Linked DNA regions of Homo sapiens: region 1 is linked to region 2. Evidence: chromatin loops called from intact Hi-C (ENCODE). Cell type or tissue: heart right ventricle. All regions are shown on one strand. Links, peaks and the distances in the headings refer to the core of each region. The heading gives the core; the rest is flanking DNA.

Region 1 (16,758 bases), core at 5,211-13,210, 1.4 Mb before region 2:
AAGAGCCTAAGATGTAGTGAACACTGAAAACATATGAGTTGAATGCAATGTAGAAAGCGTGGAATGATAAACAAATTGATTCTGATCAGTTAGTATTTCAAGATAGAAGGATAGAGATACAGATAGAGTATAGATATAAAAATCCACATACAGGTATCTCCAGATTCACTCACTGAAGCACTTTCCAATTCATGAGTCAATACATCCCTTCCTAGGATAATCTGAAGCTCTGTTGTTTGCAATGGAAAATGTTATATGCTACATGCGATACATAGAATAATGGGTCCCTAAAGAGGTCCGTGTTCAAATCCACAGAACCTGTAAATATGTTGCCTTCCGTATCAAAAGTAACTTTACAGGCATGATTACATTAAGGATCTTGAGCTGGGGAGAAGATTCTGGATAATCTAGCAGGCTCCATATAATCATAAAGGTTCTTATAAGTGAAAGAGTGAGACAGGGGGATGAAAGTCAGAGGGAAATTGAGATGCCATGCTGCTGCCTTTGATGATGGAGAAAGGAGTCACAGAACAGAGCACATGGGCAGCTTCTGGAAACTGGATAAAGAAAGCATTCTTCCCTGAAGCGTCCATTAGGAATGCAGCCAACACCTAGACTTCAGTTTATCAAAATCTAATGTAAGCCCCTGACCTCCAGAATTGTAAGATAATGCATTTCTAGTGTTTTAAGCCACTAAAATTTTGATAATTTGTTATAGCAGCAATTGGAAATTAATACTACCAAATGACAGCCCAGCATTCTTAATGAGGCAGAGTCTCCATGTTTCTCTGTACACCAGCCTTTTGATTTGCCTTATAATTTCAACCTATATTTAACTATACTTCAAGGAATAAGCAAAATGTGCAGTAGAAAAGTGCAAATTACCTTCAAAATCGAGGTTAGTCTATTTTCCTGAAGTTTAGTACTTATTTCCTGGAACACTTAATCCTTCTAGGAAGTTGACATCTCACAACGATTCCCTGAAATGGCTAAATTACTAACAACAAATCTCATTCTCTTCTACCCAGTTCTATGTGTTTGCTAAATCAAACCAACATAGTCTCAGGGTCCATTTTCCAACTATTTCTGCTTTAAAAATTGGAGCTAAAGGTTGGCCATTTGCTGCTGCTCAACCCAGTGAGAAATTTGTAGTAGAGAAGGTAATATAATTCAGGAGGATATGGGATGCCAGGTTCTGTTGCAACTTAAATAAATCTCAATGAATTAAACTCCCTTAACAACCTTTCAACAATATTGCACATTGAATGTTCATAGAAATTCCTCGAAGCAACTGTACTGAAGTATTAAATGAATAAAAGGCCTTTCTACTAAAAGACCCTGACCTATTCATGAACTGCCACTGAAGGAATACTCATGTTCTTCCAGATCCAACATAATTTAAAATGTTCCAAAGCCTCAGTATATGTGATATTGTAGGAGTTGCTCTATCCATTCTCCCAATGGCTACCGCAGGGAGGTAGGGCAAAGTAGTGATGACCAAATCCAGGCTTTCCTTATTTGTGCCTATTGCCCACAGAATTAAATTCAAGCACTCAAGAAGGGTGAATCAATAGTGGCCCTAGCAGGAAATAAGATTCCTCTCAAATGGGTTTATGGGATAAAATTTCATAAAGAAAGTATTCGTGGGTTTGAAGGGAATATTTACAGGGTTAAGAAGAGTAAGAAGGGTGTTGAGGAACCCAGAAACTGGTATCATCAGAAAGCTGTTATCATCCTTGGATCTGAAGGACCAAGAGGAGGATATAGTGTTGCTGGAGCCCCTCGAAAGCTACTTCCATGGCAGAGGGGCTATGTGAGAGGGGCTGTGGCTCTGAATGGATGCCGCCGTTGCCAGAACCATGTTGCCAAAGCAGAAAACAAGTGGAAAGAAACCCTCCAGTCTTTTTCTTTCTACCTTCCAAACCCCTGTTGGTGCCTCCCACTGACCAACACTGACCACAGTCCTTTATCACGGCTGGTAGAGGAGCTGGGTGATGAGGTCTGGAGGAGTCAGTTCCTGGGCACAAGGTGTGGTGAACAGGAGTTACAAGTGGATGGGGTGGAAACAGAGAATAACCAGCACACCTGGTATTCATGGGTCTCTGGTTGCATTCTGTATTCCCTTTACACATTTGTCTCCTGCAACCCCTACCAAATTTCACAGGGGACTGAGAAACACAGGTCCTGTCCATCGGAGAAAAACCTAAAAACAATATGGCAATATAGACATTCAACTTCTGCCCTGGCAGAAGGACCTTAAGGACCTATTGCAAAAATGCAAAATATGTGTGCAATGATGTTCACTGAAGCATTGTTTGCTTTCAGAAATACTACCTGCAAACCCTAATGTGCATCAACAAGAAACTGGTTGATAGGTTGTGGCACGGTTATACAATGCTACATTATATAGATTATAGAATCTATATAGAATTGATGTGGTAGAATGTTTGTGTCAACATGGAAAGATGTCTAAAAATATTTTGAAGTGAAAACAGCAAGCTCAAAACTGTGTTGACAGTATAATCCCTTTCATCAATTATAATATATTGTACATAAGGTGGAACATTTTCCTAAATTAATCACTGAGCTTTTCATTCTTAAAATTTCCCTTTTACATGTATTAAAACTAGACCATGACATCCTCTGCTCAAGTCAAGAAGGATCCAGCCAAAATGCAGATAATCAAATGTAAATTCTTGTATTTCAAAAACCCTCAAATCAGATTTTGGAAGCTCATAGCATAGATAACATTTTGAGATTAAAAAAAATATCAGAGTAACAAAAATCACTGTCCTGAAGAAGACATGTTACCAATTGACAGAGCCAGACTATTATCTTTAAAAAAAAAAAAAAAAAAAAACTGTTTTCTGTGTAAAAAGTTATGCTTGCTTATTGTAAAAACTCAAGCAATAAGAAAATATACAAAATAGAGGTTAAAATTTTTGTCCCCCAAAATCTCAGTAATAATCTCCCCGTCCTGTGATAATGCTCAATGTGTACGCACAGAAGGATTTCAAGTTTGTGTGTGTGTGTTTGTGTGTGTGTGTGATCAGTCATCTATTGCTGCATATCCGATACCCAAAAACATAGTGGCTGTGATAGCCATTTTATTTGCTCTGAATCTGGAGTTACACTTTGAGCTGTGCTTGGCATACTGGTTCTTCTACCTGGATTAGCTTGGGTCACTCATATGGTTGTAGTCATCCGGTAGCTCTGTTGTGAAGTTGATGCTGGCCAGGTCTCTCTCTCCATGTGGCTTCTCAACCTCTAGAGCGTAAATACAGGGTTTCCCCCGCCTCTTCCCCCACCTCCTCAGGGTTTAGACATTCTAACAGGGAACAAACTGAAGTGGCAAGGGTTCTTGAAGCCTACGCCCAGAAGTGGTCCAATGACTCTTCTGCCATATTCCATTGGCCAAAGCACACCTTGAGGCAAGCTTACATCACAAGGATAGAAAATTACACTGCACTTCTTGATGATAATCTTTACACATCACTTGCAGTCCATGTTAGTCTTTTACACATGCACTAGGAAAAACAAAGCTTAACATCGTAATATACTAAATCATACGAAAAACTAAACAACCAAATAGGAAAAAAATGTGTAATGAATATAAAGAGACAATTTACTAAAGTCAAAATGTAAATGGAAAACAGAATGTTTGTAGAAGATGCCTCAACTTAACAGTGGCTAAAGGAATGCGATTTTAAACTATGTTTACTGGAGGGAAAATATTTTCAACATGAACATAGCTATTGTTTTGGGAGTTTATAGAATATCAGACACTGTACCAAGTGAAAACACATGAGATAAATATGGTTGAAAATCCCATTTCACAGATGAAGAAATACAATCTGGGAGGCTGCCACTGGCTCCAGTAATTGAGAGATGGGACCTTGGGCCGTGTAAAGGCAGTTGGATCCAGGGAGTGGTTAGGAGCCTCTCAAGCTATGATCCATCAGTCACTTCTCTTCAATGATCTTCTTTGCATTCATTATACTTACAGACATAGAAAAGATCTGAGTGCGTGGCTCATGCCTGTAATACAAACATTTTGGGAGGCTGAGGCGGGAAGAATCACTTGAGGCCAGGAGTTCAAGACCATCCTGGGTAACATAATGTGACCCCATCTCTACAAAAAAAAAAAAATTGACTGGGCATGATGGTATGCACCTGTAATCCCATTTTCTTGTGAGGCTGAGATGTAAGGATCACTTGAACCCAGGAGTTTGAGGCTGCAGTGAGCTATGATCACACCACTGCACTCCTGCCTGAGAGACAAAGCGAGACCCACGCTCTTCAAAAAATAAAACAAAAAACTAAAACAAAACAAGACAAAACCCTCCTTAACTTGTGAAATAAACACAGAAAGCTTTAGCATAGTATAGATTTGGGGTTTCATTCACTCCAACCAACTAATTTTTACACAATAAAACTAAGGTCTAAATGGGAAGAAAGTTGCCAAAATCACATGCGTAAAGCTACTTACATATAAGGACTCAGACCAGGGGCTCCTACTATGTCCCTGTATCCTTTCTTCTATGTCTTCCCGCTTCCTAATCACTGTTCCTTAACAGATAGGACACATACCCCACATGACTTATCTAGGCACTTTTGTCCTGTTTCAAGACCTCTATGAAATGAGAGGTCCCTATGACTGCTTAGATGGCGGTGAGGAGACACTGAAGAGAGACAGATCCATGGAGCAACAGAAAGCTTCATGCTTCATTTGTCTTCCTTTGGTTCCCTTCCACATCTGTAAGCACACTAATAAAAGCAGAAGAAAACTGCTTTTCTCTTAAAAAGCAAAATGAATAAATGCCACTGCAATCAATCAATTGCTGGAATAGAGCATTATTCTTATAACCATCTCTACCTTTCTGTATTCAACTTGGTGGGTTTGAAGTCACCAAGAGAAAATAACTTAGTCATTTTTTTTCAGATGGCATTTTCCAGACAGGGTGGCTCTCTCTGTTAGCGGGCAGGACCTTCTGTTACTTGGATCATTCTATAACAACATTTAGAAGCAGTGGAATAAAATTGCAAAATGAAACCAAGTCCATTTATTCAGCGGAATCGAATTGCAAGATGAAACCACGTCTGGGAAGCATATTTTTTTACAGAAGAATCTGCAGTTTAGTTTTGTTTATTGCAACACAGGTGCAAAGGGTCAACCTCACCTCATTTATCTTTCAGGGCATGTTATTATTATTGGTCTGTGAAAGAATCCTTTTTTGTTCACTCATTATGTTGAACTATGTAAAATTACCACTTTTGTAAGATAAAAAAGCAATCAAATATTAATGATTTCAAGTGGCTTGCCTAGTAGTTATTCCTTATCAAACCCACATCCAGGCTGGGTGTGGTGGCTCACTCCTGTAATCCCAGCACTTTGGGAGGCTGAGGCGGGTGGATCACCTGAGGTCAGGAGTTCAAGATCAGCCTGACCAACATGGTGTAACCCCAACTCTACTAAAAAGACAAAAATTAGCTGGGCGTGGTGGTGTGTGCCTGTAATCCCAGCTACTCGGGAGGCTAAGGGAGGAGAATCGCTTGAACCTGGGAGGTGGAGGTTGCAGTGAGCCGAGATCTTGCCACTGCACTCCAGCCTGGGAAACAAGAGTGAAACTCTGTCTAAGCAAACAAACAAACAATAACCCCCACATTCTACTACCATTTTCATTTCTTTATCGCCAGCCACTTACATAAAATTCACATGTATTTTGTTACGGTCATGAAGATATTTATGTGTTCTGTCACAATATATATTGCTATTTGGGGTAAATAATATACTCATTCTGCCTCTTTCTTAATTCAGGACAATACCTTTTTAAAAACACCTACCTCTGTTTCTATTTTTAAATCCACTCTTTTGTTCCTAAGTATGGCACAATGCTGGACAGTTTTCCAATAACACTTTTTAACCACTCCACTCTCCCATTGGTGGGTACCCAGGTTGCATTGAAGCACACATCTCCAAGATACAACACTGCAGTAAGCATTCTCACACATATATGCTGAGGGGTTCATCTTCTGCTCATTGATTTGTACAAGCTCCCTGGATATTTCATCTGTCAGTCTTTTGATAAGTTTAGACTCTGCAGATACCCCTGGGGAGACATTCTTCTATCTCAAAGTGCTTCAGAAAATCCAGTAGTGATCTCAACAAAATGCTGTGACAACACAATCTTCCTTATTATGATAACATAGTCTCTTCAGTTGCAAGGTGAAATCAATTCCTGGGGTTTCTCACATTCTCATTTTCATTAAAACTAATTCTCTCCAAAACATGTCAAAACATTATTCTTTTTATGTGTCTGTATAGTCTCCTTTACTTATAAAACTGTTTTAATTTTCAAAATTAAAATAGATGCTACTCATTATTCACAATCGCAAAGAATCAAACCAAATGCCCATCAATGATAGGCTGGATAAAGAAAACGTGGTACAAATACACCATGGAATACTATGCAGCCATAAAAAGGAAAGAGATCTTGTCCTTTGCAGGAACGTTGGTGGAGCTGAAAGCCATCATCCTCAGCAAACTAATGCAGGAACATAAAACTAAGCACTGCATGTTCTCACTTATAAGTGGGAGCTGAACGATGAGAACACCTAGACACATCGAGGGGAACAACACACACTGGGGCCTGTCGCAGGGTGGCGGGGGAGAGAGAGGATCAGGAAGAATAGCTAATAGATTCTGGGCTTCATACCTCGGTGATGGGTTTATCTGTGTAGCAAACCACCATGGCGCACGTTTACCTATGTAACAAACCTGCACATCCTGCACATGTACCCCAGAATGTAAAATAAAAGTTGAAGAAAAAACAACAAATGCTACTAATTCACTTTAAGGAAAAAAATATTAAAATGTTCAATGGTCTAATTTGTGATAAATATGAACAACTACCAGAATCAAGATGTGAAGCAATATAGATGCACAAAACTAATCAAAAGAAAATTCTAGAGTGGGAAATTAAGAAACAGGCATTATCTTTGCTCTGCAGGTAAATTCACTCTGATTGCCTTTCTGGTAACTGTATCTTCTTTCCCGCTGAAGAACCATCCCTCTCCGACTCTCAGTTCTGCCCGTGTGGAACCCAACCTCTGCTAACAGAGGAAACTTAGACAATAACAGCTAAGCCAAGCAGTGTGTTCCTGCCTCTCTCCACAGTGACTGGCTCAGGCTTGGGCGTGGAGAGCTAAGGGAGAGCCAGGGAGAGCTAAGGAGCACTGACTGGGGAGAGCTAAGGAGCGCTGGGGAGACTCCCTTGGGTCATCTACAGATGAGATTCTCACCCTTTTGCGTGGAAGCTGACATCCAGAGGTTTTGAAGTCTGGGCTGGTGCATCTGTCTTTCACTGATTCATCCATTATCTTTTTTTTTTTTTTTTTTTTTTTTTTTTTGAGACCGAGTCTCACTCTGTCACCAGGCTGGAGTACAGTGGCATGATCTTGGCTCACCACAACCTCCGCTTCCCGGGTTCAAGCAATTCTCCTGCCTCAGCCTCCTGAGTAGCTGGGACTGCAGGTGCCCACCACCATGCCTGGCTAATTTTTTATATATTTTTTTTGTAGAGACGGGGTTTCACTGTGTTGGCGAGGCTGGTCTCAAACTCCTGACCTCAAGTGATCCTCCCGTCTCAGCCTCCCAAAGTGCTGGGATTACAGGTGTGAGCCACCATGCCTGGCCTCATTATCCTTTTTACATATAAAAGAAAGTCTCTCTGAGAAGCCAAGAATACTCCTGGAGCAAGTAAAATGAGAAAGTTACCTGAAAGAAACGTACTTCAGACAGAGAGAAGACCCAGGGCAGAGATCCTGCTGCAGACACAGCCTTGGAGTATGGGGAAATAGGAGAGTAGGGAGCTAGAGTGGGGTGAACAGAGTAAATGATGGTAGGAGGCAAAGGAAAAGCCTATTTTTGAATGTCAACAGCATGGCATAAAAAAGAAGAGAGAGCAGGGGGAAGTCAAAGGAGTTTGGTGTGTTCTTGATAGCAAATGAAGGCTGAAGGCAGGCCTACACCTCAGGGCTATGTTATGACTTTGGGTGCTTCAGAAGCTTTTGCTTTGTGGATTCCTACTCTATTAAAATATTGTTATAGTGATTTTTCTTCTAATTTTAAAATAAATTAAAATTAAAATATTTTCATGAACCCTTTAATAGTACAGTGGGCCTCAGGCATGGTGTCTATTGAGACTACTGGATAAATTGGCCATGCTACCCCTGGCTTATTATTTATAGAAAGCATTAAATTACTTTTTTACTTAAGCCAGCTTTGGTATCGTTTTCTATTATTTGTAGTCAAAAATTGTTAACCAACACAAAACGTTTTCTTTTCCTTAAGCAACATTTAATAATGCACGCATCCTTCCCGCGAGAAACCATTAGTGTAAGCAAAACAGACGTTAATTACCAAATTTAAAACAAGCAAACTTTGGTGTTCTATTTCTTGAGTATTATCAGAGGAGGATCAAGTGCAGAGCTAGACAATAACTTTAGAGAAGTAATCATGGCATGCAGCTGTGCTTCTATTTTAATAGATCTGCTTCTCCTACATAACCTGCCATCAGTGGGTGACAGGCTGGATATCATTCCCCAACAGTGGGGAGGAGTTAGGCAGTGTCTTCACCCCCACACCCCATCCTCAATTCATTTTATGGCATTTAGCTGTTGTCAAGTTATGCTATTATAGAACAAATTATAGAACAACTGGCCCACTGTGGGCCTGAGCCTGGCATCTTTATACCATTAATACCTGCTCAAACAAGCATGTGCAGGTGTAACACTAAAAATAGCACAATAAAAGTGTTTCTAGCTGGACAGGAGAAAGCCCAGACTCCCAACACAGTCACTGTTACTAATAGCTAAGCTGGACATTTTTCAGTACTTGATGCTTTTCAAAGCATTTCGATGTGCATTATCTCCTGTGATCCTCAGAGACCACCCCCGTGCCCTCCACAGAAGCTATAATTCTCATTTTATCAAATAGGAAAATAAAGCTCCAACATTCAAGGAACTTGTCCATGATGTCTATGTCACAGGGTGGGGTCTCCAATACTGATCTTGAGTTCCGATTCGAATGTCCCTGGGCCATCTCCATCCCCTTCGTAGCTTTGGGAGGAGTGAGAGGCTCTCCTGTGTTTAAATCTTGAGAATCAATGATATTCTCTTTGCCCAAGACCATCATGTGAGATCCCACATTTGAACCATAGAAATTTTGGAGACTCACATCCTAAAACCACGTTTCTCTATCCCAGTTAATCCCGTCATGTATTGACCCGGAAACATCATCTCATTTGCCTATAAGACAGAGAGAGAGAATGATAGAAATGCTGGAAGAACGAGCCTTGGGGCGGTATCGCCCAGATCTGAATCCACACAGCAGCTGCTTCGGTCCCTGTAACTCAAGGCTTCCTCTTAATCCTCTGTCCTCCATCAACACCTGGCTGAGCAGGTACTTCACAAACATTAAAAATAGTATAATTTCTAGGATCTATTTGTTAACTTGATCTCATTGGTCTATTAAAGCATCACACTGAGTTTCATGTAAATCATCTGTAGTATCCAGAAAGATTAGAGAAGAAGCTTTTGAAACAACCTCCACTTAACCTGCTTGCAGGGGATCCCACACCCTCCATTCCCCTCCATGGCCAGCAGGGGGCGCTCGCTCTAGGTGCTGGCTCTCTCTCCAGCTGCCAGGGCATTTCTGCTCCCATCAGGGGTGCTTTAAGCTTAGTACCAGCCTCTGTTATGGCATTATTACACTGCCCTCCTTTAATCTATACTATATAAATCCGTGAGCAGATTGAGCCGCTTCTATGAAAAGGAGCATAAATGCTGTGGAAAGATTCTACAAAACAACATGACTAAAACCATTTCTGACAAATTAGGTGTGGACAACAGAACTCTAAAACACAACGGAAAATTAAGCTCTGGAACGGTCCCTTCCTCCAATTGATTCTGAAGTGTCTTTAAGTCATTTCCCCACATTCGAGAAAACACAACTGGATATTGCAGATGGCCCGTTAGGAAGGTTATGGTTTATGACTGAAAGAGATCACACCAGCCCTGCAGACTTCTGCAAATAAAAATCTTGGCTCCACACAGCAAAAGACTGGGAAAGGAATACTTATTTATTTATTTATTTTGAGACAGAGTTTCGCTCTTGTTGCCCAGGCTGGAGTGCAATGGCGCGATCTCGGCTCACCACAACCTCTGCCTCCTGGGTTCAAGCAGTTCTCCTGCCTCAGCCTCCCGAGTAGCTGGGATTACAGGCATGCACCACCACACCCTGCTAATTTTGTATTTTTAGTAGAGACGGAGTTTCTCCATGTTGGTCAGGCTGGTCTCTAACTCCCGACCTCAGGTTATCTGCTCACATCGGCCTCCCAAAGTGCTGGGATTACAGGCGTCAGCCACCGCTCCCAGCCCATACTTTTAAATAAAAGAGTAATTATATAGAGATCACTGTTTAAACAATTTCTTAATCTGTATCTTTTTTATGGAGCCAACTCATAAAGTCACTTTTTTATGAAGCCTTGTCCTAGAGGGCTGCCTCTGCAGTGCTAGGTGGGTCTGCAGAGCTCAGCTTCCCTCTGCTGCAGATGAGTGTTGCATCCTTGGACAAATCATTTCTGCTCTGAACCTTCATTTTGCCTTCTGCATATGAGGTGTTTGATGAAAACAATTTCTGAGATTCCTTCATTTCTGATATGCTAGGATTCCACAAGCAAACCAATCTATGGGTGTGCACTTGGAGAGAGTTCTGTAGAGACGAAAAAGTTTTACCCTATGACAGAAGGACAAAATTCAGTAAAGAGTAGGGCTCCCATAATATAAGAAACCACTGCCAGCCCATGAGAACATTTTAGAGGGGAATGTCAAAAACATATTACCATATAAAATGTTAATATATATTAATATGTGAAAGTAATTAACAAAATGAGGAAGAACTCTCTTTTAAACTTTCTGATTAATTTCAGAAGGAAGTCTCAATTGAGGGGACTATGTCTTTGACCCTTTTGAACACTTGTCCGTCTCCCCTTTAATCAGGAACAACTATGACCTAGGACCAGGGCCTTCAGGAATCTTCACCCCTAACTTGAACTTCATAACACTGGAGAGGTAATTTTGACATGATTATTATTGTTATGCTTTATTTAAAGCCAGAAAGTTTAATTTTTTCATTTACAGAAGTGATATCAAGTTTCTGTTTTAGGTAAATTCATGTAAATAAGCATATGAGTTGATTTAAGGGAAGATATTGATTGAACAATATTTCTCATGATGTGTACATGTGGAAGAAACAGTGGAATCAGATGAGAGAGAGGTTTGCAGCTGCTCAGTCCCTGAGGGCAGGAGTCCCCCGGGTTGGACACATCTGTTCCATCTTCACCACTAACAACTCATGGGACTTCCAGGAATGGAAGCCACAAACAAAACAGGCTTTCAAACAAATTAAAGGAAAATGTAAGATGTGTAAAATGAAAACGCACACATTTACACTTTCTAATCTCTGCCTCACACACAGACATGTACACTCACACACATTTTCAAAGTGGAAATATGTCTGTAGTAAGGCCATGGGTGGTTCATCGCTGAAACACATTATCCCGTTTCATGAACAATGTTACCCCAGTGAATTTAATGTGATTTCTTGTCATAACCATCCAGCAACCTCACATTGACACGGCAATGTGAAGTTTTCGAAGTCTCCTTCATTGGTTGGATCTCTACGGATCTGATGGTCTGGTTCCTGTTTGACAGATAAGAACCTAGAGCTCTGTGAGGCAAAAGGATTTCGCAAAAGTCACACAGATTTAGGACCAGGTCTCTGCATGCCCAACCCCGATGTGGCTTCTCTTTCCACTGTCCCATCTATAAATTGTAAGAAGATGGTAAGACTGTCTCTTGTTCCTGTTCTTGTCCATTGCTGCATTATCATTTCTCCTGGGAACATCACTCTAAATAAAAACAGGTATAAGGGAACATTCTATACTATCTTTGCAACTTCTCTTTAAATTTAAAATTATTCAGAAATAAAAAAGCTTACTGAAAATTAGAATGCAGGATTTTAATTCTAAGGGAAAGGAAAATTCTCCATGTATCTAATCTAAAAAAAACATGGAAGTCATCATGAGTTTGTTTCTGGGGGATGATATCAGATGAAAATGGGCCCTTAGGTAGTAGGAGGTGGCAGGTCTCAGTTCAGTGTTTACACATGGCTCCACGCAGAGCTACAGACTGAGTTCCTTAGCAGCTTCCGTAGGAGGTCCTTTGAAGAAGGGCTGCTCTGCATTCGATATGTAGAAACTTGTGGAGAAGATGAGGAAACTGAGGAAAACCACCAATGCAATCCACAATCCAATCCCTTGACTCTCTGCAACCGCACAAAAAAAGGAAAAGCAAAGAAATAGTAATTAACACAATGCATACAAACTGAGGTCTACCCATCACTTCCAATACCTGTTTTCCCCAACAGTGAAAATTCGTGTACAGAGTATTCCCCAATGACTTCTCTCAGGCAATGTAGAAAGGGAGAAGTCGATTCAGCATTGACTAGTTGGTACTGTGGCTCAACAGGCTCCATCTCTGAAAGTGTTGATTCTTCCTTTTCTTAAAGGAAAGAAAAACAGGAATCAATATCGTTTGTTTGCAAACCTTATGCACAGTAAGCTGCCCATCACCCAAAACTATTTTTGACATCCCGCCTGTGGAATGTGGCATGCTGATACTTGAGAACTTCTTGCTTATTTCCATCATCCCTTTATGTTGCATCTACTTGGGGAACCTGTTAAGGAGACATTCAGATATCTCCATCATTTCCACTAAAATGTGAATAATGCTGTGGGAGAACATTTACACTTCTAGAATCTTCCATTCTATAAAAATTAAAAGTCATGCCACATAGCTGCTACTGAGGGTGCCTAAAGATTGAAACTCAAGCATATTAACTGCAGTATCACTTATAACATCAAACCAAATAAACAGCAAATATGCTGTAGCCATGTTCCTGAATTGGAATCTGATATTTATAAGCGGAACAATCCTGGGCAAGCTGCTTCGTCTTCCTGTGATTCAAGGTTTCTCACATAGGACACGGGATGATAATAGATTCAGCCTTGCTGGGTGATTGTAAGCATCATATGAACTCCTATGCTAAAGCACTTAGAAGAGTTACTGGCATGTTTAAATCATAAATATCCCCTTGCTATTGTCTTTATTAATAATTAGCATTAAATGGTAATTAATAAGGGACTGCATAAAGAAATCAGGATATACTTTTTAAAGTGTATATTTCTAGTTCATCATCTAATAACTTATTCTATGGAAATAATCAAACATTTTGGAAAGAGATATATGTGCCAAGATGTTCATGGTAACCATTATTTATGACAGCAAGAAGCCTTTGAAAGCAACCTGAATATCCATCATTAAAATGATTAAATAAATGTGGTTCAGACATGCTATAAATAGGATATTAAATCTCCATCAGAACCATGACTTGAAGATAATATAATCTCACGGGAAGCATTTGCAATGTGTTATATGAAGCAGCATATATAAAATACTATTTAACCAAAACTAATAATTCCTTACACAAGTGTACACGTGTATATGTAAAATACATAAAGCATATATAATTATGTCACACGTATTTGTTATTTTGAGGGGATCTTCAGCAACATTTCTAATAAAAAATGTGACCCTATAGATGGGACAGGGTCCAGATAAAAATGCAAAGAGGAAGACATGCCTTAGGAGATCATTCTCAGAAGAATTATCTGCTGTAACTTATACTTGAAAAGGTAAAGCGATGCAGAAGCACCATTAATAAAGAATCTGGGAAAAATCCAATGTCACGTTTAGTTGGTTTATTTCCCCTTGTAAAAGTGGCCAGTTACCTTTCTGGTGAATTCATTCATAAAGCGATGGAGGTTGAGAAGCGGGGCTCCTGCAAGTCCAGCACTCTGTGCAGTGTGATCCTTCCGTATCCAGAAGATACGCAGCTGAACACATGCAGATTAGAGATTTTCAGGTTTTGTCTTCTCCCCAAATCCAGGAGGAACCCAAGGCAAGATTAAAATTCTGATTGCATTCCAGATATGGAAAAAAGAACTTGAAGTAAAGGCAAAACTGAAATAGGCTTTCTTCCCATCATGGGTGGGGTTTCTCATCTCCTTTATCGTTTAGGTAGATATTTTTATACCTTTTGATTTATGAAAAATTTAAGAATGCAGTTTCTTTTTTCTTTCAGTTTTGTGGCAAAATCCTCTGCTTTGTGTGAAATAGCTGCAGTAAAATGCTGTGTAAATTTTATCTGAAAGGTTCTACGGAAAGCCATAAACATCAGTTGCTAGGGCCTCAGTTTGTCCAAGGGCCAGATTGCAACAAAATATTTTTGAATTTAGACATATATATTGAATTTTATAAAGCCACAAAAATATGTCTTGAGGAATACATGGTAGTTTGACAAGCCAACACCTCTCTCCTTAATCCAAAATTCAAAAGGTAGTATAATTCTTTCTTTCCCAGCAGCAGAGGAAGTGACTATTGCAACCCACATTCTGAGTGTGAAATGAGGCCTCATTCAGTTTCCTAATTTCCAAGATTCTTTTTCAGCACCCAGCTGAATAAAGTATGTCCTGGGAAGAGAGAAGAAGAAAGTCTTAATGAGGCCCAGCTCAACAGGGTGTCTCATTACTGGCCTGGTTATGAGCTACAGAGAGAATCAAGCATAGAGGTTCAGAGAAAGACAGAGTGAATCTGTGAGGCTTGCCAGACAAGCGCTATGGGAGAAGCTTCCTCCAGCCCGGCGGTGCCAAGAGAAGCTGGCTCCAGAGAAGCCTCAAAGAGCTTCGGGGGAAAGCTAATGGCCCATTGGAAGGAAGCCACTCCCAGGGTCTTGGGAACCCTGGCAGGAGACTGCGGCCCACAGCGCTTCCACGGACTTAACTGTCTCATTTGTAGCTGTGCTTGGAACACATACATCATCCCTGGAAATGTGCCTCTGTCAGGATTGAGGAAGCCCTGAATGCAAACACTCCGGCAGTGTGACAGGGCCCCTGATACAACCCGCAGACCTGAAGGCCTGCCATATCCTCCCCACATCTCTATAAAGCTAATTACCTGCTGCATGGCCAACGGGGAAAAGGATTCATGGCATTTCCACAGCTGAGGCAGTTCCTGTAGCATAGACAGCCAACGACTCAGGCACAGAGAACCAAGCTCAGGTCTCCTTCCAATGGGCCAGCTGGCCAGACTTTCAAAAATCTCCAGCAAGATCAATGCCTCATTAAATACCGAAATGTAGCCGTGTGGAGTCGCTGACAATACACAGTTACATACCCTCTTGGGTCCATGGTCTTGCCTGCCAAGAGCTTGAAGGAGCCTCGGTAAGTAAACTGATATTCATCCGGGGTGATGGTGTTGATGTCACTGCTTAGGGTGAAGGAAAGGGCCAAAGGTTCCTCATAATTTTGTAACCAGGCTTGTCTGAAATATCGGTTTCTGATTTTTTGACACAGCTTCCTCTGTGCTGTCTTCATGGCTGTTACTGGCTCCTTGCTCAGCCTGGAAACCTCTCCACCAGGATGTGTGCAGAGATGTCAGCCCCTGGTCAGGCATCCTCAGCCATCTGGCACCCCCTCAAAGAGGCCCTCTGTCATCTGCCAATCTACAGTCGATACCACCATGACTTTCCCATAGAGGGAATTCCCAGAAAACAGTTCTTGTTCTCGCTTCTAGTCCAATTTTCCCCAGAAAAAGTCACATTTCTGACAAGACTTGTTTCTGAAAAGCCACTACGCTGTCAACTGCCGGTTTGTCCTGGGCCCCCAGACACCTTCCTCTGTTGTGTATGCCTCCGAAATACATTTCCCAGGCTCTCTCCCACCGGCTTTCAGCAGGTTCAGCCAATTTGGAGGCACTGGTGCAAGGTTGGAGGAGAAGAAGAAGGAAGAACTCGAGTATGTGTTTTTCTTCCTGCTTCTTGCAGCATTTTCTGCTAATGGCTTTGTCTCCTATGTGGTTCCAACTCCTTGAGAGCTCCCCTTACCGTCTTCTCATATCCTCCAGCAACATCATCCAGGACAGCTACGACTATGGTTCTAACTTCCACCAAACAGTCCCCGTACTTGCGCACTAGCAGTATCACCTCTTCCCTCTGTCCCTCCAACCATAGGAGTGGTAACAGTTTCTTGCAACTCTTAACCTCTGCGTTCTTTTCTCAAGAAATATTAAGCTTTTTTTTAGCTTTTCTACACCTGGGTAAATAATCCCTGTATTAAATCCCTCTGTTAAAATACCTAGAATGTTTTTTGTTTTCCTAGCTGGAATGTGTCTTAGAGATTCAGTCATTTCATCCTATTCTGTTTCCTTAAAAACATTTATTGCCGCCTAAAAATGTCCTATGTATACGTTTTGTTACTCTTCTATCAATCATCAATCCCCCCAAAATGTCCAGCCTCCTGAGAGGAAACGTTTTGGTATTTAGCTCACTGTTTCATCCCAAGTGCCTAGAGGGAGGTCTTACATATTTGCCAAATGAATAAAAATCTGTGCATCAAGTAAGATGACCTCCAATTAAAACATGAAATAAGATGGATTAAAGGGTGGACAGTGGACCAGATGGATAGATACGTGATGAGCAAACATTGTAAAATATTAACTGTTGAATCTAGGAGCTGGTATATGGATGTTCACTGAGCAATCCTAGTAGCTCTGTCACTACCTGAATAGGAGGCAGCT
Region 2 (14,597 bases), core at 1,760-9,759:
TCCTGACCGTGCCGATGCTTACACAACTCCATGCATTTGCCAAAAACTTAACAGCGCTCCATACCAAAAAGGGTGAAATGTACTGAAAATAATTTTTTTCCTTTGAGGGGGAGTCTTGCTCTGTCGCCCAGGCTGGAGTGCAGTGGCGCAATCTTGGCTCACTGCCACCTCCCCCTCCCAGATTCAAGCGATTCTCCTTCCTCAGCCTCCCAAGTAGCTGGGATTACAGGCATCTGCCACCACACCTGGCTAATGTTTGTATTTTTAGTAGAGACAGGGTTTTGCCATGTTAGCCAGGCTGGTCCTGAACTCCTGATCTCAAGTGATCCTCTCACCTCAGCTGCCCAAAGTGCTGGGATTACAGGCATGAGCCACCATGCCTGGCCAAAAATAAATTTTAAAGTAATTTTTTAAGATGCATTTTCCCCCATCACCCTGCTCTGTCTTCTACAAAGCTGACTTTATTCTCCATGTCACGGTGAGATCAGCATTTTCAAGTTTCACATTCTCCTTCTAAAATCCAATGAGAACTAGTGGAAGTCTATTTGTCAAAATTACAGGAGAAACCCTCAGTGCATCTCACTGTCTATGATAGGGCATTTGCCCATCCCTGAACAAATCACTGTGGCCAGGGGGATGCCTGTTCTTATTGGCTCAGCCAGGGTCATGTGCCCCTCCCCAGGAGCCTGGAGGTAGAATCAGCTTTAGCTGGAATAGGAGAGGTGGGGGTGGTTCCCCAAAGAATCATCATGGGGTCATTTCAACAAAAAGAACAAGGGAATTCTAGGTAGGAAACAACAAAAAATCTCTATTTTTCAAATAAAACAATTTACACCAAGTCAGTACTGATTTCTTCCTGCCAGCACTACTCTCAATACTGTAGGTGTTGAAAAAGAAAAGTCAGGACCATGCCTGGGGTCAGAAACCAGACATTTGAGCAATTACCCTGCAGAAACGTGTTACCTTTGCAATTTGACATACTGTGTTCAAAACACAAGTTGAAGATTCTGAACCCAGGGCCTAAAATAAACCAACATTCGCTGAACGGCTAATCTGTTTACTCAAGCATCCCAAGTCTTCAGAAGTGATCTCAGCGGGCAGGGACAAAACAGAAGTAGACTGAGGGCCGGCTTTATGTCACGCAAACTGTGCATTCCAGGGCCGCACGCTCAGAAGGAACTGTGCTCTGCTTAACGCTATGCTGCCATGCTCTTCACCTCTGAAATTCTTAAGAGTTGTGTCTTTGAACTTTTGCTTTGTAAGTGAAGTCTAATGAGACGGTCGTGCATGGCACAGAAGCAGAGGAGAAGTGTGCAATATGCTTGTCTGCTGTTTGCTCCTTGCTGCACTATTTGCATATAGCATTCACAGTGCCCCATAAGCATCATGGTCCCAGTGAATCCATTGTGCATGGAGCTCAGCAAGACTCAAAGCGAGTATAGGTAAGCGTGCTGCATCCATGACAACTAAACAGGGGCACTGACAGCTCCGAGGAACCAGGCTGCCCATTCAAACCAGAACTTGCTTCAAAGGCAGAAAAAAGGCAAAGACATTCTACAAAACACAACAAACCAAGGAACCCTGTCAGGTCCTTTATTACTCCTGTTACTTCCTGTATTCCTTCCAGCCACTTAACCGCTGAAAAGGAAGGCACAGAAGGAACAGCGAAGATCAGAAAACCCCTAGCTCCTCTCCCCTTCCTCGCCCACCAGGAGGCGAAGGGAGAGGTCTGGTAGAAGGAGTATCAAGAGGTGAGATGAGAAAGTGCTGAGGTAGTTCTGGGCAGCGTTTCCACTGTCCTGGTAGCAATGATATACCCATGCTTGCACGAGCTATGAAATATGGATTGAGTAACGGACGATTCTGCATATGTGTTAATTGCTCTTATATTTGCATTTAAAACTGATATCACATAATAAAAAGATAAATGGTAAAATTCATACTAATGATTTAAGATTTTAATTTTTCTTTTTCAGAATGGCCTTAAATAGCAAGTAAAAACACCATGAGAAGTTGAAAGAGGGGCCCCAGAAGGAAGGAAAAGGGCTTTATATTTTCATACTTTTCATGGCATTTTTTCCCTGATTTTGGAAGAAGGGGCTGAATTTTCATTTTTCCCTGAGCACTGCAAATTATGTAGCCAGCCCTGAGGACATGTGAGTTAACCCAGCAGAAATATAACCATGCCACAATCCCCAACTTTCTCCCAACACTTAGGCCAGAGGTTAAAAAAGCAGGCTCCAGGGACAGTATCTGGGTCACAGACATATTTTTATTTTACCTACTCAGTGATTTTCTAAAAATTGAATTAATCACACAAAAATCCAGATTTCTGGCTTTTCTTTAAAGATACAATAAGCTTTGACTAGGCTGTGCATGCATTCTTACCCAGCAGTAATCAGCTAGATCAGCAGGGTCACTGCTGCTCTCTTTAGCTAGCACCTGCATCCTAAAGCTCACCACAGTCCCCACCATTCCCTGTCGCCCCATTCCAGCTCTCACACTCACATATATCCCCTGCCTGCCCTCCAGTCCACTTTCTAAAAATGAGCCCAACACTGAGGAGGGCAGAGTTGGGAGAGGGAGACAGAATTGCAGGTTGAAACAGCTTCAGACTTAGACATTTATTCTTCATGAATGTAATTAATTCTATTTGCCGTATGTAGTGGGTTGAGTAATGTCCCCCCAAAAAGATATTTCCAGGTTCTAACCCATGGTTACCTGTAAATGTCACCTTACTTGGAAATAGAGCCTTTGCCAATGCAATTAAGTTAAGGTTTTCAAGATGAGCTCATTGGATGACATAAGTCCAATGACACCCACCCTAAAACCAATGACAGACGTCCTTATAAGAGAAAGGACAGGGAGACTTGAGACACACAAAGACATAGGAGAAGGCCACATGAAGACGGGAAGAGTTGGGGGGATGTGTCTACAAGCCAAGGAACGCCAAAGATCACTGGCAACACCAAAAGCTGGAAAACCGGCCTGGGACAGCGCCTCCCGCAGTCTTCAGAGGAAACAACAGGGCAACACCTTGATTTCGCCTCCAGAATGTGTGAGAAATCAGTGTCTGTTGTTTTAAGCCACCGAGTTAGTGGTAACTTATTACAACACCCACAGGAAACTAACGCACATTATAAAAAACAAAACATCATTCATCCTGGCTAGTCTGGGCAATCCGAAATCGCTCAGAGAATATCTTTTGTTCTCTTTCTTGTTTTTGGTTTTTTGTTTTTTAAGGCAGTTCATTATTTTCCAACACACAAAGTAACTAAAGAAAGGAAAAACTAATATTGTCCAGTCTTAGTGGCTGTTGCAAAGAGAAGCCACTTTAGTGAATCTGTAAGACGAGTTTTTAGCGTGTTTAAACAGCATGACCTCAGACGCCTTCAACATCCCTTTTACAATCCTGTTGAATCTCCAAGTGCTTGGAAACCCCTTTTCACCTACCAAAGCACTCTACTGTCTTAAAAAAAAAAAAAAAAAAAAAAAAAAAAAAAAAAAGCCAACTCTCTGAATTAATTTCTCAGATGACATAAGGGTCCCCGTGACGCAGAAAGTGCAGAGCTATGAAGAAATGCAGTGGGTGGAGGGCACAGCCTGCTTCTGGGGAGCTGCGCTTAATTGAGAGAAGATGACAGAAGTCTGTGGGAAAAAAAAATTGATGAAGAATAAAAGAAAGTAAAATATGTATTGTTCACTTGCCTGCTACAAGAGTTGCCAGATCTCAGAGGAAGAAGAGATGAATAATTGGCTGGCAGTTATCACAAGCTTATCAGTAGCATCCAATACATAAAATAATAATAATAATAGTCATTGCTAGGAATTTGTCAGATATCTACTGAGTACCAGTCACTGTTCTAACTACATTAACATGTATAAACATACTAAGTAACATGTTCTGATACATGGATTAACAAGTTTTAAATGTATTAACATGTATTAGCTCTTTAGACATTTATTCTTTACACAATCCTATGAGCTAGAGTATTATTTTCATATGGTATATTAATACTATTATATAATTATTACCTAAATAAATTTGGGCAGGGCTCAGTGGCTCACGTCTGTAATCCCAGCACTTTGGGATGGCTTGAGGTCAGGAGTTAAAGAGAAGCCTGGGCAACAAGTGAGACCTCAGCTCTACAAAAAAAATGTAAATAAAAAATAACCAGGCAAGACAGCAAGTGTCTGTAGTCCCAGCTACTTGGGAGGCTAAGGTGGGAGGATCGTTAGAGCCCGGGAGGTCAAGGCTGCAGTGAGCTGAGATTACACCACTACACTCCAGCCTGGGCGACAGAGCAACACCGCATCTCCAAATGTATCAAATAAATAACTTGTAATAATATAGCCATTTTATAGATTCAAAAACGAAGGCACAGAGAGGTCAAAAAACTTGCCTAAGGTCACACAGCCAGTAAGGGGTGCAGCCAAGAGTGGGCCCCAGAGTGTGGGCTTAACCCCTGCTCTGCCGGGTCCTGGCATCTGTACAGCTCCTGCTCCTCTTCCTCAGCTTGGGGAAGAGACTCAGCTTCTTCCTGGTGAGCCACATGTGAGCTGGTTCCAGATTTCACCCGGAGTAAAGGGCTCATGTGCTGCTTTTAACCATAGCGCGACCTCGAAACCCGTGGACTAAAAGCCACGGAGAACTCGGGAAAGAAACAGCACCTCCCCTTCACACAGACCCCAGGGCTTCGCCGTGGACCCCACCCTGGGTAAAAACCCTTAACAGCAGCCTTGGGAATCTTGGTGCGGAGGAAAAATACAAAGCCTCAGTCCCCTTTTCCTGGAATGCAATTCAGAGCTTGTCCTGTGTCGCTCAGAGTCAGCGGAGGACGAAGCGGACTCCTGGGGCAGCAACGCGGAGGAGGGGACCGACCCGGGAGCCCGGACTGAGCCCACCCGGACCAGGCCCTCCCCGGCGCTGTCCCCGCCCCGCTCCCAGTCCGGCTCCCTCCTCCGCAGACCCCGGGCCTCGCGGGCAACACCGCCACCCAGTGGCCGCCGCCGCCAGCGCTGCACGAGGAGCCGGTGGTGCATCCCTCCCCTCTTCCAGAGACGAAACCCCGATTTGGGCGGTTTAGGGCAATCTGGGGACTTTCACCAAGGCCCACTGCTGCTTTCCAACAGAAACCCCTTAAACACCTCCTGCCTCAGCCTCCTGAGTAGCTAGGAACACAGGATGTGCTAATTTTTATTTTTATTTTTTGTGGAGATGAGGTCCCACTGTGTTGCCCAGGCTGGTCCCAAACTCCTGGCCTCAGGCAGTCCTTCCACCTCTGCCTCCCCAAGTGCAGCTTGGTTAGGCAAAGTGTTGGAATTGCAGGCATGAGCCACTGTGCCCAGCCAAGAAATTTTAATTTGCCTGTGAATTTTTTTTCAAAGCAATACACTAGGTAGAAACATTTGCACATTTTAAAGCTTTTGATACATATTGCTGTTTTACAGAAAGGCCTCTGCCCTCTTGGCAGCATTGGATATACTTTTTAAAAAATCTTTGCCATTTCACAGTAAAAAATGATAGTTTATAGATTAAAAAATTTAAATTTGACAATTAGTGATTAAGTTTTTTAAATGTTTACTGGCCATTTTTTTTCTTTCTTTGTAAATTTCTTGTTGTCATTTGTCTATTGTTTCCATAGGAAGTACTTAACTTTTTTCTTGAGCAATAGAAGTTTTTATGCATGAAAAATGTCAACCATAACTATAGATAAATAAAATCATCTTCATGGCTGCAAAAAAAAAAAAAAAAAAGAAACCCCTTAAACAAAGCACGACTACTCTATGGGACCAGATTCTTTGTTTGCAAGTCACACAAACCCAAACCAGGATAGGCTTAGGGGAGAAAGGGAGTCACTGTCCCCAAACCATCAGCCTGGACAGAGGAGACCACAAGTGGCAGCCAGCACCCCGTGGGTTCTCTGTGCTCCGGAAGAATATGAAATTCTATTTGGAAGCGGGGACGCACCCACACCACACGCATCCCGTGACCCAGAGCAACACCTGGGTTTTCCATCAGTCCAGCGTGACACAGATCGTCGGACCACAGCGTCGGCCACGGAACAATGGCCACAGGCTGCCAGCAGGGCTACTGCATTGAAACCCTCTCTCCCCTTCCCTTTGTCCACTTCCGTCACCCTGAGAAATCACAAAGTGGAGAACTGATTTTTGCCTGTATCTGTCGCATTCCTTCCAGTGAAGATCGGGTAGTTTTATGAAAGGGCTTTTTCTTCCCTTTGTGTTCAGGGGTATTCACTCCATGGGGAAAATCTCTCTAGTCCCTGGCCTGAAAGCTGTTCCTGTTGTTTCCTTTCATTGGCCACCTGAGTGTCAAGGGGCCGGGGCTGGGGGAACACTTTAAAAGGCCAGTCTCAAGAGAGATGAATACAGCCTGTGTCAGTGACAATGAGTGGTTTGGGGACAAAGCCACGACAGCTCTGAGACATCCGTTAGGGAATCGTCCCAGGAAAGTAACCAACCCATTGTCCCATCTCGTTCCAGCCAAAAGCCACTCAGACCTTATCATCCTCCTCAAGTCAGTGCCTCATAGGACCCCAGACCCAAGGGTGGAGGGAGCTTGGGTTCTAGAGAAGGAGGCTTGGGCTAGAAAGTCAGCCTGCCTCTTGCCTGGCTGGGCTGCCTGGTGAGTGACTCAGCCCTACTTAGCAAGACAAGAATACCATCTGCCTCCTGGGGTTCTGTCACATTCAATGGGATGGATCAGGCACACTCATTTGTCTAAGTCAGCTTGGCCAGCTGTAACAAATCCATCATAGGCTGGGAGGCTTCAACAACAGATATTCATTTCTCACAGGTCTAGAGGCTGGAAGACCAAGATCAAGGCGCCAGCAGATTTGATGTCTGGTGCATGCCTTCTTCCTTATGGACATGCATTCTTGCCATATCCTCGCATGAGGGAGGAAGCGCTGGTACTTCTTTCTCTACTTATAAAAGCACTCATGAGGGCCCCACCCTCGCAACCTCACCTAAATCTAATTACCCCTCGAGGGCTCCACCTCCTGATACCATCACATTGGAGATTAGGGCTTCAGCAAATACATTTGGGGGTGGGGGAGAATGCGAACATTCAGTCCATAACAGGGTTCATTCAGTATCCATTAAGAGCCAGTCCTGTGCCCGGCACTGAAGTTGCAGGGAGGATAGAGCAAAGCAGCCCTGTCCTCACAGAGTTTAGTCTAGTTTGGAGCTGAAGAATGAACAAGCCATTCCAGTAAAGAAAAGCGAGAGTCATGAGGGCACATGTACCGAGGAGAGGCCCCAGTGCGGTCTTGAGGGAGCCAGAGAAAACAGGACCTGTAGTTCATTGAATGGTGCCCCCAAAACACATCCACCTGGAACCTTACTTGGAAATAGGGTCTTTGATGATGTAAGCAGGTCATATTGGACAAAGGCAGACTTTAAATCCAATGACTGGTGACCTTAGAAGCAGAAGAGAGAACAGAGACAGGGAAGGTCATGTGAAAATGAAGTGAGAGACTGGAGTGATGGGGCCACAAGCCAAGGAATGCCTGGAGCCACCAGAAGCTGAAGAGGCAGGAAGGATCCTCCCTCCCCTAGAGCCTTCAGAGCAAGTGTGGCTCTGCCAACACCTTGATTTTGGACATCTGCCCTTCAAAAGAGAATAAACGTATGATGGATGCCCCAGGAGACTAACACAGTAGCCGAAGGACACGTGGAATAGCCAGGTCCCATTTGGGGAAGAAGGCTCCCAGCAGAGGAAACAGCATGGGCAGAACACAGAACCCTGCTGCAGCTGCAAGGGTGTGGTGGCTGGGCAGGAGTGAGGGCACCGTGCTGGGCTGGAAAGGGAGGAAAGGGCACATCCTTCAGGGCTGGCGGAGGCCACTGCATTGTGTTTGGACTTTATCCCAGGGTAATGGGAAGCCACCTGAGTGACTGAGGTCCCAGGTTCATGGCACCACTTGATATAACACGGTTAAGACATCACTCTGCTATTACGGAGAATGGACTAAAAGCAGGAAAGGCCAAGACAGGGAAATGAATGCGATGGCCCAGCCCCAAGGGCAGGGTGACTTTGTTTTACAAACGGGCCAAAGACGGTCCTTGTAGACTGGCCCCAGGTTTACTTCTTCAGAGTTGGCTAGGGCCATCCATTCTCCAAGACCCCCGGTGCCAAAATCAAAATTTTACACAACCCATTGTTTTAAATGTAGCCCAAAGAAGCAGACTCTTAGCTATGTAGAGCCCGCCTGCTTTATATATCCTGAGAAACTGCACCCAGCATCTGCCAGCCACAGATTTTTTTTTTAAAACCTTGGACTATAGAAGACCCCAGGCAGCTGCTGTCCCTTGGAGCCCCCTGGCCCAGAGGCACCCAATGGTCCTGCTGTGTGACCTGGACACTTAAGCCCCCTCTCTAGCTCTCCTTTTCCCCAGGAGTTCCTTCTTCCTTCCTGGTTGGCTGGTGGCCCAGGTGATGGCCACAGTCTCTGGAAGGTCTCCTGCTATGGGAGACGTCCCCCGCATGCAACCTGTCAACATACTGCCCAAGTAAAAAAGCTCACTCTTCCTGATCAGGCCTGAAATCCTCAAACTCACCGCAGCCTCTACTGCAGAAAGGGCCACCAGGATGGAGAGGAAATGAAGAGATTCTGGTAGGACTTGGACATCAATTAGCTATGATGGGAGGGGAGAGGGTGCTGAGAGAGGGAAGAAAAGACAAAGAGGCATTTTGAGCTTAGTCTTGGGCACAAGGGTGGACCCGTCACTGGGACAAGGGAGGTGGGTATTTGGGAGAAGGTGCTGAGCTCTGCTTGGGACGTATTTAGTTTTTGATATTTGTGGGCCCCCATGTAGAAATGAGTTAGATGCTGATGCTGGAGCTCAGGAGAGACCTGTGAGCTAGAAGGAGATTTGGGTGTCAGCAGAAGAGAGGTGGTGACAGAAGCCATTGGGAAAAGTGGCCCAAAGAGAAACATGCAGAGTGGGAAAAAGAGGAGGGAAAGAGAGCCTTGGTGGAGAGAGGCTTTGGTGGAGAGAGGTTTTGGTGGAAAGGTCTAGCAGGGGGCAAGCCTGCAGAGAAGGCTCAGGGGGCATCCAGGGAGAGAGAGAGAAGGGAAAGCAGGTGCCTGTGTTGTTAGAGAAGGCAGGGAGACCCTGTGCCTCTGAGCTGCAAAAAAGCCAAGCCTGGAGAAGTGGCCCCTGCATGTGGCAATAGCTTTGGCAGCCTCGGTGGACAGTTTCAATAGTAACAAGGTGGCAAGAAGCACAATGAGTGAGCAGGACAAGAGGAAGGGGTGCACGGAGAACAGGCAACTCTTTCAAGAAGTTTGCTGCAAAGGGAGAATCTGAATAGGACATAGGAAAACCTCCCCTTGGGTCTGGTCCCATCCCTGTCCTGGTTGCACCAGGCCATTCCCTTCCTTCCGACCTCCCCCGGTGCAGACAGCAGTGGTGTCCATTCTGGATGCTGCACCAAACATTTCCCGTAGAGTCTGGAGCTGAGGCGAGGGCACCAAATCTTCAGCTTTATTCAACACCCCCCAGTTCCTAATTCCCACCTCCCCCCATCAAACAGCATTAAGCCGATGTTTACTATACAGGTTGCCAGGACAACGGAATGTCAGAGCTCATGTGCTCCATTTTGAGCTCATATTGTCTTCATTGGAAACAGGTCAACAAGGAGGGCAAGTGACTTTTTCAACCAAGTCTGGAATACTGACGGGGCTTGTCCAGCCTGAGACCAGTCACTTCGGAACAGAGTAATTCTCCTCCCCAAAAGCAATCAATAGATCACACAATGACTCTTCTGAAGCTCAAAGGCACGGGGACAGGACAAGTGCTGAGCTCCTCAGAGTTCTTTTCTTATTAGGCATTTGTTGGTCGCCTCTCCAGTGTCTACAGTCTTCTCTCCCTTTGTGGAGAACCTTGATTTGGTCATAACTGGGCATGTGACCTAGTGCCGGCCATTAAGGGAGAGAGAGAGACTCTGGGTTTGTGCAGAGGCTCCCTGGGGTGTCCCCCTCTCCCTGTGAACAGCGTGGTAGGAGGCTGGAGGCCCAAAACCCCCAAATGTCACTGCACTACATGGGGAGCTCAGAGCTGCAGGGCCCTGGAGTGGGGTCAACACCATGAAAAGCAAACCAGGAAGTCAAAGAAACTCGGTCCTCACACAGTCCAAGCTCTTGGGTCAAGCTACTACATCTGATATGATTGTATAGCCACAGCTCATTCCATGAGACACAAGAGAGAATCCACAGCATCCCATGTGATCCTATGACCTGCAGAGAAAGAAGAACTCTCACTAGAAGCTAGTAAGCCAGAGAGCTCCACCTGAAAAGTTGGAAACAACAACAACGACAACAAAACAAAGTTCTTAGAAACAGACACACACACACACACACACACACACACACACACACACACACACACACACAGGGTGGGAGGCAGGGAAAGAATGCAAGAGGTGAACACCTTCTTAACATAAAAATGAGCCAACTTCAGATCAGAAAAATGGAGGCCCCATGTTTCCAGAGTTCTCCGCAAAAATGTCAAATCTCTGATCAATAACTTTCAAATGCCACAATCCGTGCGTTCAAATAATTCTTTGAAGGCTTAGTAAATAAATATATTGACAAACAGATTAATTGCTAATCACTTCTCCGATATTGTCATTACTTCCAAACAGTTAGATCCAAAACAAGGCAGCTTGCACCAGAAAGCCTTCCCATTTCCCCTGGGCGCTGCTTTGAAGGTCCTCCGCTCCTGCCTGGTTTGAGGCTGCTGCTCCCATGGCCATGCATTCTAGGGGCATCAAACGCTCCTGTTTTGATGAGAATTCAAAAGGTTTCCTGTCAGCTGGGATGCTGTGCTTTTTTCTGGGTTTTGTGTGTTTGCGTCTTTACCTTACCCATATGTTCTGGGCCTGTGAAAAATGTAAGCAACTGGCAGATGTGTCCTGAGAAATCGCTGGCATGACTTATTCAATTTGCAAAAATTGTAAACACAATGGAACTGGTGCCTCAGGCTACATCTACCCCTTGTTATCAGCTATCTCAGTGGAAACAATGCCAGAAGAGCTCTCTGTTTTGCGTTGCAGGCAGGTAACCACTGTCTACACCAAGGGGCCCAGAGCAGGAACTGGCCCAAAGGAGTTTTGTTTGAGCCCCGTTGAAGTTGGACTGTTTTCCCCCAAAATAAGAGATTGCCACGTCCACAGCTCACCTTTCAAGCTGATAAGATCCAAAGACCAGACTTTTGGAGTCTAGCTAAGATAGCTAAGGGAACACGATCTCAGTTGTCACTCTAGGGCAGTGGTCCCCAACCTTTTTGGCACCAGAGACCAGTTTCATGAAAGGCAAGTTTTCCATGGATGGTGGAGGGCAGGGATGGTTTCAGGATGAAACTGTTTCACGTCATAAGGGGAACGCAACCTAGGTCCCTCGCATGCACAGTTCACAATAGGGTTTGGGCTCCTATGAGGCTCTAATGCTGCCGCTGATCCGACAGGAGGCAGAGCTCAGGCAGTAATGCTCGCTAGCCTGCTGCTGTGTGGTCCGGTTCCTAACAGGCCACAGACCAGTACCAGTCCGTGGCCTAGGGGTTGGGGAACCCTGCTCTAGGGAGTAAAATTGATAATTTGGCAAAATCTATCCAAAATTAGTCTGCACATACCTTTTGATTAATTCTTCTTCTCAGAACTTATCCTATGAATCTACCTGCACACGCGTGACGTGACACACCTGCAAGGTTCTTCGTGGAGGCAGTAATTCTACTTGCACCTTTCTGGTGCAGACCACCTTGTTTTGGATCTAACTCTTTGGAAGTAATGACAACATTGGAGAAGTGATTAGCAATTAATCTGTTTGTCAATATATTTATTTACTAGACCTTCAAAGAATTATTATTCAAACGCACGGATTGTGGCATTTGAAAGTTATTGAACAGAGATTTGACATTTTGCAGAGAATTCTGCAAACATGAGGCCTCCATTTTTCTGATCTGAAGTTGGGTCATTTTTATGTTAAGAAGGTGTTCACCTCTTGCATTCTTTCCCTGCCCCCGTTGTGTGTGTGTATGTGTGTGTTTCTAAGGAAATTTCACGGTTGGGGGGTTTGTTTCCAACTTTTTGGTCGGAGCTCTCTGGCTTATTGGCTTCTTTCTATAATGCTCACATGATTTTTCTGGGTGCCAGGCCCTGTGGATGCCTTTATATACACGAGCTCCTTTCGTCCTTATAACTCTATGAGGTAGGTAGGCACTACCATTTTCTTCATTAAGAAACAAGGAGCCCAGTACGGTGGCTCACGCCTGTAATCCTAGCACTTTGGAAGGCCAAGGCAGGCGGACCACCTGAGGTCAGGAGTTGGAGACCAGCCTGACCAACGTGGCAAAACCCTGTCTCTACTGAAAATACAGAAATTAGCCAGGCATCATGGTGTGCACCTGTAATCCCAGCTACTCAGGAGGCTGAGGCAGGAGAATCGCTTGAACCCCAGAGGCAGAGGTTGCAGTGAGCTGAGATTGTGCCACTGCACTCCAGCCTTGGGTGACCAAGAGAGACCCTGTCTCAAAAAACAAACAAACAAACAAACAAAGAAGCTGAGAGGCAGAAAGAGGGTAGAGAATTTGGCCAGTCTTTGTTTTTTGTTTGTTTTTGTTTTTGTTTTTTGAGGCAGAGTCTCGCTTTGTTGCCCAGGTTGGAGGGCAATGATGCAATCTCAGTTCAGTGTAACCTCCGCCTCCCGGGTTCAAGCAATTCTTCTGCCTCAGCCTCCCAAATAGCTGAGACTGCAGGCGCCTGCCACCACGCCCGGCTAATATTTGTATTTTCAGTAGAGACAGGGTTTCACCATTTTGGCCAGGCTGGTCTCGAACTCCTGAACTCAGGTGATTTGCCCGCCTTGGCCTCCCAAAGTGCTGGGATTACAGGTGTGAAGCAGTGCACACTGGCCAGTCATTTTCGTAGTGGCAAAAGACTAGAACCAAGCCAGTGTCCATCAATCAAGGAGTGACAACATAAGCTATAGGCCAGGCACACGATGGAATGTGGAAGGACAGTGCTTGAAAAATTGCAGCTCTTTATGTCAGAGAAGGTTCTCCAGACAAATTGTGTGTTAAGTGGAAAAAAACAAGGTACCGAACAGTACTCATGGTTTGCTACTGTCTATGAAGGCAAAGCAAACTATACATAGGGAAACATATACAGCATATATATATATATGCATAGAAAAGTACATTTCTATGATTTTCTATGCATGAAATATCTCTGAACACATTGGGGGGAAATGCTAATCATGTTGACTGCCTGTGCAAAAGAAAACTGGATTGCTGAGGGGTAAGATGGAATTTTTTTAATTATAATCACTTTTATACTTTTTGAAATTTGAACCATATGAATGTATTATGTCTTTGAATATTTTAACAGTTTTGTTCAGGTATACTTGGCATCCAATAAAACGTACCCAATTAAAGTGTATGGTTTGATGAGTTTAGCTACAAAGTTGTGCAACCATTGCCACAATTTAGTTTTAGAATACTTCCTACACCCCAAAAGCTCCCTGTGTTCACTGACAGGTAATCCCTCTTCCCACTCACAGCTCTGGCAACTATTAATCCGCATTTGTCTCTGCAGGCTTGAATGTTCTAGATATTCACATACATGTGTAGACATATGTATTAGTCTATTCTCATGCTACTAATAAAGACATATCTGAGACTGGGTAATTAATAAAGAAAAAGAGGTTTAATGGACTCACAGTTCCACATGGCTGGGGAGGCCTCACAATCATGGCGGAAGGTGAAGGAGGAACAAAGGCACATCTTACATGGCGGCAGGCAAGAGAGTGTGTGCAGGGGAACTGCCCTTTATAAAACCATCAGATCTTGTGAGATTTATTCACTGTCACGAGAACAGCACAGGAAAAACCCAGCCCCATGATTCAATTACCTCTCACCGGGTCCCTCCCACGACACGTGGGGATTATGAGAGCTATAATTCAAGATGAGATTTGGGTGGGGACACAGACAAACCATATCAACACACAGTATGAAGACCTTTGTGCCCGACTTCTTTTATTTCGCATAATAATTAAGTCACCCATGTTATTATATTTATCAGTAGGTTGTGCCTTTTTATTCCATTGTATGGGTGTCCTAAAGGGTGTTCATGCATTCACTAGTTGATGGACATTTAGGTTGTTTCCAGTTTGGGGCAATGACGAATAAACATTTATAAACAGGTCTTTTTTTTTTTAAAGTAGATATCTAGCAGTGGAATTGCTGGGTCATATGGTGGTGTATCTTAACTTTTAAGCAAACTGATGAACCAGGTGAGCTTGGTGGCTCACACCTGTAATCCCAACACTTTGAGAGGCCAAGGTGGGTGGATCACCTGAGGTCAGGAGTTTCAGACTAGCCTGACCAGCATAGTGAAACACTGGCTCTACTAAAAACACAAAAAATTAGCCGGGCATGGTGGTGCACACTGGAATCCCAGCTACTTGGGAGGCTGAGGCAGAGGAATCGCTTGAACCTGGGAGGTGGAAGTTGCAGTGAGCCGAGATTGCTCCACTGAACTCCAGCCTGAGCAACAGGAACAAAACTCCGTAAAG

What was found. Hi-C counts contacts between places; a loop is a spot of excess contacts. Peaks named below come from ENCODE experiments on the same cell type or tissue, not always from the same donor. Only the 100,000 strongest peaks of a DNase experiment are listed, where the experiment ranks them.
Region 1: a loop joins it to region 2, with 8 times the contacts of the local background. A loop is called at or near these places in 8 of 110 quality-filtered maps.

The regions. Positions count from the first base shown.
Region 1 is chr12:126,740,636-126,757,393 of GRCh38, reverse strand. It overlaps LINC00944 (long intergenic non-protein coding RNA 944), which reads left to right. Exons shown (of 5, transcript NR_033878.1): 2 at 9,267-9,463; 3 at 11,062-11,133. It overlaps LINC00943 (long intergenic non-protein coding RNA 943), which reads right to left. Exons shown (of 4, transcript NR_038256.1): 2 at 13,914-14,654; 3 at 12,506-12,624; 4 at 11,138-12,388. Among named protein-coding and RNA genes, the nearest start is that of LINC00943, 12 kb to the right of the region's middle. RefSeq lists an enhancer at 14,637-15,836. In heart right ventricle, for the core only: a CTCF peak has its summit at 9,649 (motif pointing right); a DNase peak (open chromatin) is centred at 9,663; H3K27me3 peaks cover 342 bases.
Region 2 is chr12:125,321,494-125,336,090 of GRCh38, reverse strand. The region is part of intron 1 of TMEM132B (transmembrane protein 132B); the gene reads right to left. Among named protein-coding and RNA genes, the nearest start is that of TMEM132B, 140 kb to the right of the region's middle. RefSeq lists a silencer at 4,927-4,986 and enhancers at 5,517-6,242, 6,243-6,969. In heart right ventricle, for the core only: CTCF peaks have their summits at 3,037, 4,786 and 4,999 (motif pointing left); a DNase peak (open chromatin) is centred at 5,000; H3K4me3 peaks cover 845 bases; H3K27ac peaks cover 312 bases; H3K27me3 peaks cover 4,185 bases.